Regions from separate parts of the Homo sapiens genome. Here region 1 is linked to region 2. Evidence: chromatin loops called from intact Hi-C (ENCODE). Cell type or tissue: Calu3. All regions are shown on one strand.

The links. A loop is a pair of places that touch in the nucleus more often than their neighbours do. Peaks named below come from ENCODE experiments on the same cell type or tissue, not always from the same donor. Only the 100,000 strongest peaks of a DNase experiment are listed, where the experiment ranks them.
Region 1: it touches region 2 in a loop (4-fold over the local background); 8 of 110 quality-filtered maps call a loop at or near these places.

Annotation. Positions count from the first base shown.
Region 1 is chr2:137,465,461-137,470,460 of GRCh38, reverse strand. The region is part of intron 15 of THSD7B (thrombospondin type 1 domain containing 7B); the gene reads right to left. Among named protein-coding and RNA genes, the nearest start is that of HNMT, 500 kb to the left of the region's middle. In Calu3, no CTCF peak of the experiment used is centred here; a DNase peak (open chromatin) is centred at 3,000.
Region 2 is chr2:137,673,596-137,678,595 of GRCh38, reverse strand. It overlaps THSD7B (thrombospondin type 1 domain containing 7B), which reads right to left. Exons shown (of 28, transcript NM_001316349.2): 28 at 878-2,072. The coding sequence ends at 1,991. Among named protein-coding and RNA genes, the nearest start is that of HNMT, 290 kb to the left of the region's middle. In Calu3, no CTCF peak of the experiment used is centred here; a DNase peak (open chromatin) is centred at 2,455.

The sequences.
Region 1 (5,000 bases), 210 kb after region 2:
CAGTGTTTTTTGTTTGTTTGTTTTCATCCACGGGAAAGCTGAGGAGCTCAACCACCCATTTCCACTTGTCCCGTCTCTTTTATAATAATTTGTAACAAGAAATCTGTTTATCCTTTTGCTCAGCAAGTATAGTAAGGACAAAGTATAAGGTCATGGATTAGAACATTTACCTGGTCTGTGAAGAGATTAAACCTTGGTGAAAATTGTTGTAATTAAGTGAGTTAATCTGCTTCCCATATTGATTCCAAGTCTGTAATTCAATAATAGGTTCTGGGAAAGTGAAACTTGAACCTTCTAAGCAATATGGGCATTGGGCATAAAACTCTTCTGCTTCTATGCCAATAAAGTGTCATCTCTCAATTACAACTTCTTTTATAGCTTTTCCATAACTCCTTCAAATAGTCTTCTAGATGGGCTATAAAGTAGTTAATCAGAGTAAATTAAAATTTGTACTTAGTACTAAAATGTAAATTAATTGTATGTTTTCCCCCAAATCTAACCATTTGAAACATCTGGTATGGATATTTTAGTGCTTCATTCACTCTAATGGTGATAATTTTAGCAAGTTATTAAAACTACTTCTCACTTCCCCATCATAGTAGTCCAAAAGATGCAGCTAATGTTTCAGCATTGAAGCATCTCTTACAAAGTCATTAGAGAAACAACCGGTGCTCTTTGGTTCATCACAAAGTAAAATAGAGCAGAACGTTATCACCTGTCCACTGCCCACCAGACAATGAAACCACTGTCCTTACTGTGAAAAAAGTTTAAAGTTTTCAAGAATCAAGGGCATTAAAAATTAATCTTTTCACTGCTAAGTTTTATACTTTTGCATATCAATTTCCCCCAGCTGTGATAGTTTCTTTTATAACATCTGCTGGAGAGGAGGGATGCAAAGTGATTGTATTTAAGCACAGCAATACTTATTTGATGATTAAGGCCAACAGAATTATGGGAATTTTGTGACACGTAAATGATATAAATTATATAAAAACTAAAAATGCTCATTTCTTTTAATTAAGAAATAAGTCAGGAAAGATTTTTCCGATGTTCTGAATAATGTGCATTACAAATGACTGATAATAATTCATGCAAAGAGGATCGCATATTGAATTCAGAATGTTCATATTTCACTTTTACATTACAAAACTATTTCTATTCAGTTTTCTTTCTCTTAGTACTTCGCTATCTCTATTTAGCGTTATGCAGCTAACTTGACTAATTTTTCTCGCCAGAATTATTCAGTGTTCTATTCAATTACCTTTCTGGTTTGATCTCTTAGACATGGGAGACTTAAATATTAATCCCTGTAATCCCAAGGGTGAGGAGCCAGAATCTAGACAGATCCAGATAGGTCTTACATTCAAACCAGTAAATGTTCTATTTTCATAAATTATTTTCCCTGGACTTTATTGAACTTGCCATTTGTTTCAGTTTCATATAGACATGGCCTAATCAACTACATAAAAACCAACATTTTAAAAGTTGACAAATACACAGAATTAGCAATTCAGTAGTCAATAAAAAGGTCCAATCTCTTTTGACCACACCGATACATTAAAAGGACTGAATCAAACTTTTCCCCTTTTACTCTCTTTCACAGGGCTTGATGCTTCCTGTCTGGTTTCTAGCTCTGACTGATGTAGAGGGTAATGTAAACACCATAAAGAATCCATAGGGAAGTTCATATAAGGCCAAAAACGGAATCTGAAAATAAAGTATCTAAATATACATGCTAACTATTTTCCAGTGACTCAATTTACTCAGAGAAAATAATGTAATATTTTCACTATGTCAAAAGTTCTACCCACCGCCCCCACCCCCACCCCCCACCCCTCCACACACACAAATCTATTTGCCTCTGAAGCTTTTATTTTTTCTTTTCTTTTTTGTTTGGAGGCACACAGACTTTCCCTCATGTGGTTCCAAGTGCTCAGCCCTTGGAGACTCATAATGGCGATAGAAGATAAGACACATGCCTTCTAGCATCTTCAAGTTTAGAGGACAAACCAGGAGAGACACATGCAAAACAGTAGAACAATAGCAAATAACTAGATGGGTATGTACATACTAAACCAAGCTTTAAGTGTTTGATGTCTCATTGCCTTGCACTTGCTAAGATTCTACCCTCACCTCTTCTGAATGTATCATCCCTCTGGGGCTTTTTAAACTTTTTATAGCAACTGTATATCTAAATCTAAATATATAAATCTCCTTAAATGACAATTTTCACTGGGATTTCTTTTCATAAATACAGGCTCTTATTTCACTTTCCTGCAAAATAATATGCAGCTCTACTTCTCCCTGCCAGCTGCTATTGTTACAAGCATTACTAAAAGGTGTTTCAACTTCAATAGTCTACAGAAGGTTTAACTTGGATCAAAACATTCTGGAGAAATCTATAGAAAATATTAGGCTTAGTTTTCTTCATTAGCATTCTTATGAGCACTCATTAATATGTGCATAATTTTACTATGCCTTTAAATCATTCATAAATAACCCAAAGAGGCTTACATAGTTACAGAGGTCAGAGAAAACAGAAGGAGAAACATGTGTTGTATGCATGTATTGCTTATCTGATTTGGGGTTTCCTTATTTATCATTTGAGTGAGGCATGAAGGTTGTTTACAGAAAATAGCTTGCAAGATAGAATCATCCCTTTGCCAAAAATGTAAGTGTCAAGGAAGAGCCCTGGTCAATGCAACTTGCATCCTCATAGAGAAAGTATTAGGCCAATTTTTCCATTGCAGATGAGACTTTCTGATATGTGACTTAAAACATTACTTAATTTTCCCATCTCAACATTTTATTTAAAATTAATTATACTTTTGTCAAATTAGGTATCAAAAAGAGAGTAACATTAAGTGTATATAGGGGACATTCTTATTTACTCCTCAACAAGCATTCCACCCTAGGTGATCAGCCTACGAAAAAACCTTCCCACTAGTTAATACACACTAGCATCTCAAAGTGTAATCTGCAGACCAGCAGCTTTGCCCTCATCTGGCAGCTGTTAGAATTGCAGGCTATCTCCTTTCCCCAGACCTACTCAATCACAATGTGCACTGAAACAACATCTGTCAGATGATTCACGTACATATTAAAGTCTGTGAAGTCCTGCCCTCCCACACCAGTATATAACAAATGTATTCCAGGTGTGACTGAGACATTGCTGTCACCACCCCACAGAGCCTAGGGTCTCAGATCGTTCACTGCTGCCTTAAGCAGTTCTGAACATGTATCCCAGTTCGTCAGACAAATATTATAGATTTCTATATGTGCCAAGAAGTTTAAGAAATAAAAGGTTGGAAACCACTTGTCTGAGCAAATCAAGCTCTTCCCAGGACTTCTTCCAATGAGTAGTTCACGAATGGACATACATGCAGCTTCAGTCAGTGAGGCATGAGGGAAAGGCTTCTGGGGGAGCTGGGGAGGCATTGGGAGAATTTTATTGTACTTAAGATTCCCAGAACAGCAACACTCTCTTATTCTTTTGGTCACTGCTGCTTCAGGAGGCTACTCTGCAAACTGCTGGGCCATTTTGCTAACAACCAGAGGATGAAGCCAACACTGAAGATGACAAAACAGACAGAGATGAAAAGAAGCTCTGTCTTTATGACATTGCTGAGCCACAGAGCCAACCTGCCCTGGAGTCTCCATAACCTCTGGACTTCTTGCTATATGAAGTAATGCATTTCCTTACTCTTCAAGCCCATTTTGGCTTAAGGTTTCTTTTAGTTGCAAATCATCCTAATAAAGAGGAGAAAGGGCAATTTTGCTGATTGCGTGCAAACTGGTTTCATGTATATTTGAAAAAGGTAAAGCAGCTCAGATGCCAAAGCATCTAGAGTAGGCGTGTCCAATCTTTTGGCTTCCCTGAGCCACATTGGAAGAAGAATTGTCTTGGGCCACACATAAAACACAGTAACACTAATGATAGCTGATAAGCTAAGAAAAAAAAATCATAAAAAAAAACCATCTCATAATGTTTTAAGAAAGTTTACATATTTGTGTTGGGCCACATTTAAAGCCGTCCTGGGCCACAGGCAGGCCATGGGTTGGACAAGCTTGATCCAGAGCATTATTATCAATACTTCACACTTTATGACCTCCCACTCAAAACTGGAATGCCAGTGCTCAATGGAAACTCATTGAGCAGTAGAGTAAAATAAGTGTGTGATGAATAAATGAAAGAACGAATGAATAATAGCACAAGTACACTGAGTTAAAGTCTTCCAAAATATTTACCGTTACCTTGAATTCCATTTTATTGTTACCACTTCTCTTTTTGAAAGCTACTGGGGCTTATGAACAAATTACTGTTTGCTACAAAATTCTCATCCATATTATAAACTTATATCATTTTACCCACCTGCATAATACTTGCAATGCTTTTAATTATATAGCATGAGGATACACATATAATATTTAATGAATAATGCAAAGGAAAATATATTTACCACCATATCGTGCCACTCCAAACCATGGGAACATGAAATACCTTATATTTTATTTTTCCACATATTCAGAGGAATATACACAGCCATCAGGTAAGGTCTTTCCCCACCTAAGCAATAGAAAGTTGTTGGAAGCTTCAGGTTCAGTTAAACCATCTTCCAAAAGAGATTACTTGCTCATGGTAAATGCCACTTGACATTAGTGGTTCAGAGAGTCATTGTCAGACGGCAATATTAGAGGATGAAGCCAGAGTGCTACTGGCTTGTTTGCCTCTAAGAACAATGAACATGTAGTACACACCCATGTTACTGATATGTCTTATTACACTTGCATTCATTAGGGTGGAAGATGTATTCAAAGTAGGAAAGAACAATGATGGACCAAGTGTCAGGACCCCTGTTCTAGTCAGTAATTAGGTGTCACATCACCGCTCTGAGTCCCAGTTACCTCATTGACAGAATGAAGGGGTTGCCTTAGACAGCAATTCTCAGTCTTATCTGCCCATTAGAATCACCTGGAGATTTATAAACATATAGACAGTT
Region 2 (5,000 bases):
GTACTAAAAGTCTAATATTATTGACACAAATTAAATATATGGATAATTGTTGAATCTGTAATGAATGAAAAACTTGAATGACCTAAGGGTCCTAACTCTGAATATACAATACTAATTAATTGTGGATAATATTTATTGCACTTTTGATATGTGGTGAATATTAAGGATTTTACATTTATTATTAGTGTCTAACTTTAGAGGAACATAATTTTATTATCTTCATTTTGTGGGTCAAACAACTGAGGCACAGAAAAGTTACATTCCTGGTCCGGGGTCACACAGGCAATAAAGGGCCTAGCCATGGTTTGATCTCCAAAGCAGCCTTTCTTAAACTACTAAGAAGGCTACTGATGCTTTAGCTAAAGTGAACTTTTGAAAGCACAATTCTGGGAATTGTTTTCTCAAGTATACTAGTAAAATAAAGTAAAGTATTCTCTTTTTGCTTTCTTATTTTAAAATTATGGTATATCATTGCACACAATCAGCTAGTTGGAGGGCTTACCTAGGTGTTAAATGGTTAATAGAGGTTACAGTGTAAATGAAAACATCCTTTAATCTGGTCGTTGTGTCACATTTCTAACATTTCCATTTTCTTCCTTCTCTCACATCATTTACATATCAGTGTTTGCATGATTACAGCGGTTTTTTCTAATATTATTTGAGCTCTAAATGTTCCCTAAAAGCTACTCTATGTCATTGTGACTGGCGCTGTTTCCTAGTATGCCTGATAGTGTGGAGGGGTAAGATTCCTTTTTTTGTTTTTGTCAGTGATAGCAGCTGTCAACCCCCAAAACACTGAAAAACTGATATTAATACTGTTTTTGTCAAAGCAAGGGCAAGGCACTTCAGAAGTGAATAAATCTAGAACAGCCAACACTGCAGTCTCTTGAGCAGTTTATTTGTTATAAATACAAGTCAATACCACAAGATGGCACCTTTTTACTTTCAACACCTATGATTACAAACAATTATCTTCATAAAATGGTCTCAGCTTTTTAATGTGTTGTTTTAGATATTATTGAAACCTTATAAAAGCAAGACTTTGTACAAACAGGATCGGTGTTTGATGTATATTAAATGAGGTCAGATAATTAAATTTGAAAGAAGAATTTATAAATATTCAGATAAGAAAATTGAAATTACAAAAGCAGAGTTTGTCATCATTAAACTGAATTACAACTGTGTGTGGTTAATGCTATATCTACATGGATAAGTTTTTGTTAAAATACAGTTTTAGTAATCAAATAATCTACCTCATTCTCCAATTTAACCACATATTTCATTTGTACACTCTAACATTCAGTACACATTCCCTTCAGAAATGACCTAGCTTTCATCTAGTCCAGCAATTACACACACGCTGCTATTTTCAGTAGCTGCAACCCATGAAGCGCCATCATCCCCTGGCTACAAAACAAAATACAATATTTAAAGGTTAAAAACTCAGAGAATTTCTGAAATGGTAATCCATTCTCTCTGTGTTCATGAAAAATAGGCAATCCAATTTGAAAGTCTTTAAACCAAAGTAAACTCTAGAAAACTCAGTGTTGAAGTATGGGAAGAATAAAGACTTTGCACTAATATAGTGCGTAACAATGCAGTGTCAGACTCGTCATTTAGAGTAAATGCCTTGACTGTATTTTCCTCTGGATTGTCATTATGCTGCTGAAGATCAAGTTTACTCAAGTCTGTGGGAATTCCATCATGTTTTCTTCCTCCCAGTTCCAAACAGGAAGAGAAGGGTTTTCAGGTCCCTTGGGAAAACCAAAAAAATAAAACACACCCACAAACAACTTGAAAACAAAATGGCAGACCTAATAATCCTTGACTCCATGTCCAAATGAAGTTGAGGCAATATTACTTTTGCAATATTTGTATTCTGCCCAATATATCACATCTTGAGATTCCTCAAAAAACTGAGAAGTCTGAGAGCTACAAAAGAGAAAGCGGTTAAGGCAGTTGATGTCTACATTTGGATTTCTTTTTCAGATTACATGTCTAAGTCTCCATCGTAGGCTAAGGTCAGAGGCTTCTGTTGGGGAGGTGTGCTTTGATGTGGTTTTGGCTTCTTGCTGCAAAGGGAAAAAAATTCCTCAGATCAAGTAAGTTCATAGAGCTCTGTTTCATCTGCCAAAGACAATTTTGAGATACAGAAATTTAAGCGGTAAAATGACAAAAAGATTCATTTCTCTAGATGTGTGGGTTCCCTTTTGTGAATATTGAATGCTTTCACCCTCTGTTTGTTAAGGAGAAGCCATCATTTTTCACAATCTTAAAATTGGTTTAGTGGAATGAAGGAACTTAGTAGAAGAGTTGTTTTCCTTTTATATTCTTGATGATACACAACAACAGGAACGTCTTTTCTCACTAATTTTTAAGCTATTGTGACCTTCACATCACAGATGCTCAACATCATAAGCAGCTGGAGCAGCCAGGCCTCACCCTGCTGGTCTTGTTTTTAAGTAAACACACTTCTGCTCTGACCTGGAACCTGACATTTAGCTGCCAAGATGCCAGAGTGTGTCAGGAAAATTTAACCAATTCTACTCCGTGCAAAGCCATTCTCACCTGGTCTCTGCTTTACCTGAAGTCCACAACTTTGCCAGGTCAGAGAAGGCTGCTTTTCCTTCTCATGGAGAGAAAAGCTTAAGTTAACAACATTCCCAAATCACACAGTGATGCCCAAGATATGGGGCAAAACACCCTGCAGTACACTTCTTGTTTCTTAGTATGGGGAAATCTTAACTTGTATTTATAAATGCTTGTAACCTTTAATTCTGCCACTTAACTTCTCTCACCACCACACTTATCCTCTCTCCTCAAGGTCTTTGCTTTGCCCTGCCCACACAGCCCGGCTTCATCTCTCTCCCTGTCTCCAACCTTCCATGCTTTTATATTATATTAGCATCTATTGCTTATTCGATGCATACTAAGTGCCAAGATCTGTGCTGAATGTTTTACACAAAATCTCTCAAAACATCCCAGAACAACCCTGCAAGGGAGGCATTAGAATTATTGCTACTTTACAGAGAAGGACTACCAAGGCTGTTTACCTTCCCTTAGGTCACTGAGTGAGTGGCAGAACCTGAATTCTAAGCAAATCTAACACACAGACCTGAGCTTTTAACCTTTTCACCACACTGTCCGCATATATATATATATATATATATATATATATATATATATATATATGGCATTCATTTAGCACTTGGTAGAAATGACATTTTTTGTCTGCACATATGAATTAATTTTTGTATTCTGAGTGAATCTAACGTAAAAAACAAAGATTTTAATCTATACAATTCAGTGGCATTTGGCAGTCACAGCATGTGTACCATCACCATTATCTAGCTCCAGAACATTTTCATCGTGCCAAAAGGCAACTCTGCACTCTTCCAAGCAGTCCCTCCCCCATTTCACCCTGCTCTCAGCCCCTGGTAGCCATTCATCAATTAACTTTCTGCCCAAATAGATTTTGATATCTTAAATGGAATCATGCTGTATCTGGTCTATTGTGTCTGGCTTCTTACACTTAATGGCTAAAATTGTGAATTTTATGTTATGTGAATTTTACTGCAATAAAAAGTTGATAAAATTAAAATGGTTGTAGGGAGAAACTCCTAGTTTAAAATGCTCAAGTTTTAATTTGAGGAGTAAAATTATTTTTTTGATTGATGTTTGAAGCAAATCATACAAGTTAAAGAAATAAATTAAAAATGGTTTTGGCAGAAACCCTAAAAGGAACTGCAGATTCTCTCAGTGCCCCCCACCCTAGCACCTGGCATGCAGCGGGTGCTCATTGAGAATATGCTGAGTGCTGGGCAGAGATGGCTGCAGGCAAACAACTTCCAACCAGAGAAGCTGCGGAGATGCAAAAACAAGATTCAGAATATTCTCCAGAGGGAGCTTCAGCCTTCAATTTCCTGCTTTCCAGGTCCTCTCCAATTTTCAAAAGGGTATTGCTTAATTATCTGAATAACATTCAATTTAACTTTATCTATACTAAGTATGTTCCAGTGACTCTAATTATACTGATGGGCTCAGGCTCTGGCATGAACCCCACTTGACATGGAGTCCTGGGTATACCATTCCACAGCATTTAAAGGTGCTAAGAAATCATGCACACACCAGAGGGTGAGGCAATCTGAAAGTGACAGCCTGTAAAACCTGATGGTGGTGGTGGTGATGGGGTGGGTTGTCTTAATGGCAAAAAAGAGTACAAGGAAGTTCATCTGAAATTACAGTAGGAGTCTTCTCCCTCCCACCTCTCTTGGTTTTCTTTTTTCTGCGGGAAGGGAGCAAAGAAGAAGAGAGGGGTAAGAAATGTAGTTGCTTCCAAAACAGAGATTTTGGCAGTCTACCTTTAATGGGCATTTGCTAAAGGCCACTGGGCAAGGAGAAATTAGACAATCCTAAGCATTGGGGAGTTGAGAATGCAAAGCCAGGAGAACGGCTAGAGGTGGTCATATCTCTATAAAGAGACAATACTATCACCTGGGAGACACGTCAACTTGGCCAGCCTCTATGATCTAGGCTTGGAATATTCTATTCAAAATTTACACAAATATGTTTATACCACTTACCATGTTTGGAATCACGGACACTGTGGCCAGCGGGGGCTACTAATAGGTAGGCCTTGGACCTTTGTGGGCCATGTGGTGTGCTGGGGATCATTGGGATTAGGACCTCATTTATCAAGCATCTTTTCATATTGTGCAACCTCCCAATTGCCAGACACCAAAATCACAGTTACGAATACATGAGATCTGAGAAGTTTTATGGCTTTGAATAGATCAGCCTCCTCTCAAATATTAATCTCTGGACCACTGAACATGGTAGTACTTTGCCGAATAGCAGCTTAGCAAGGCTTTCTGGCCAGTAAAAAAGAACCTCAGGAGGAGGAGCTGAGGGGCAAGACTGCACTCAGCAAGGCCAACACTGAGGAGGCCAGCAACTAGGAGGCTTGTCTTTAGAACCTCTGGCTTGCTTTCCTTTCTCCC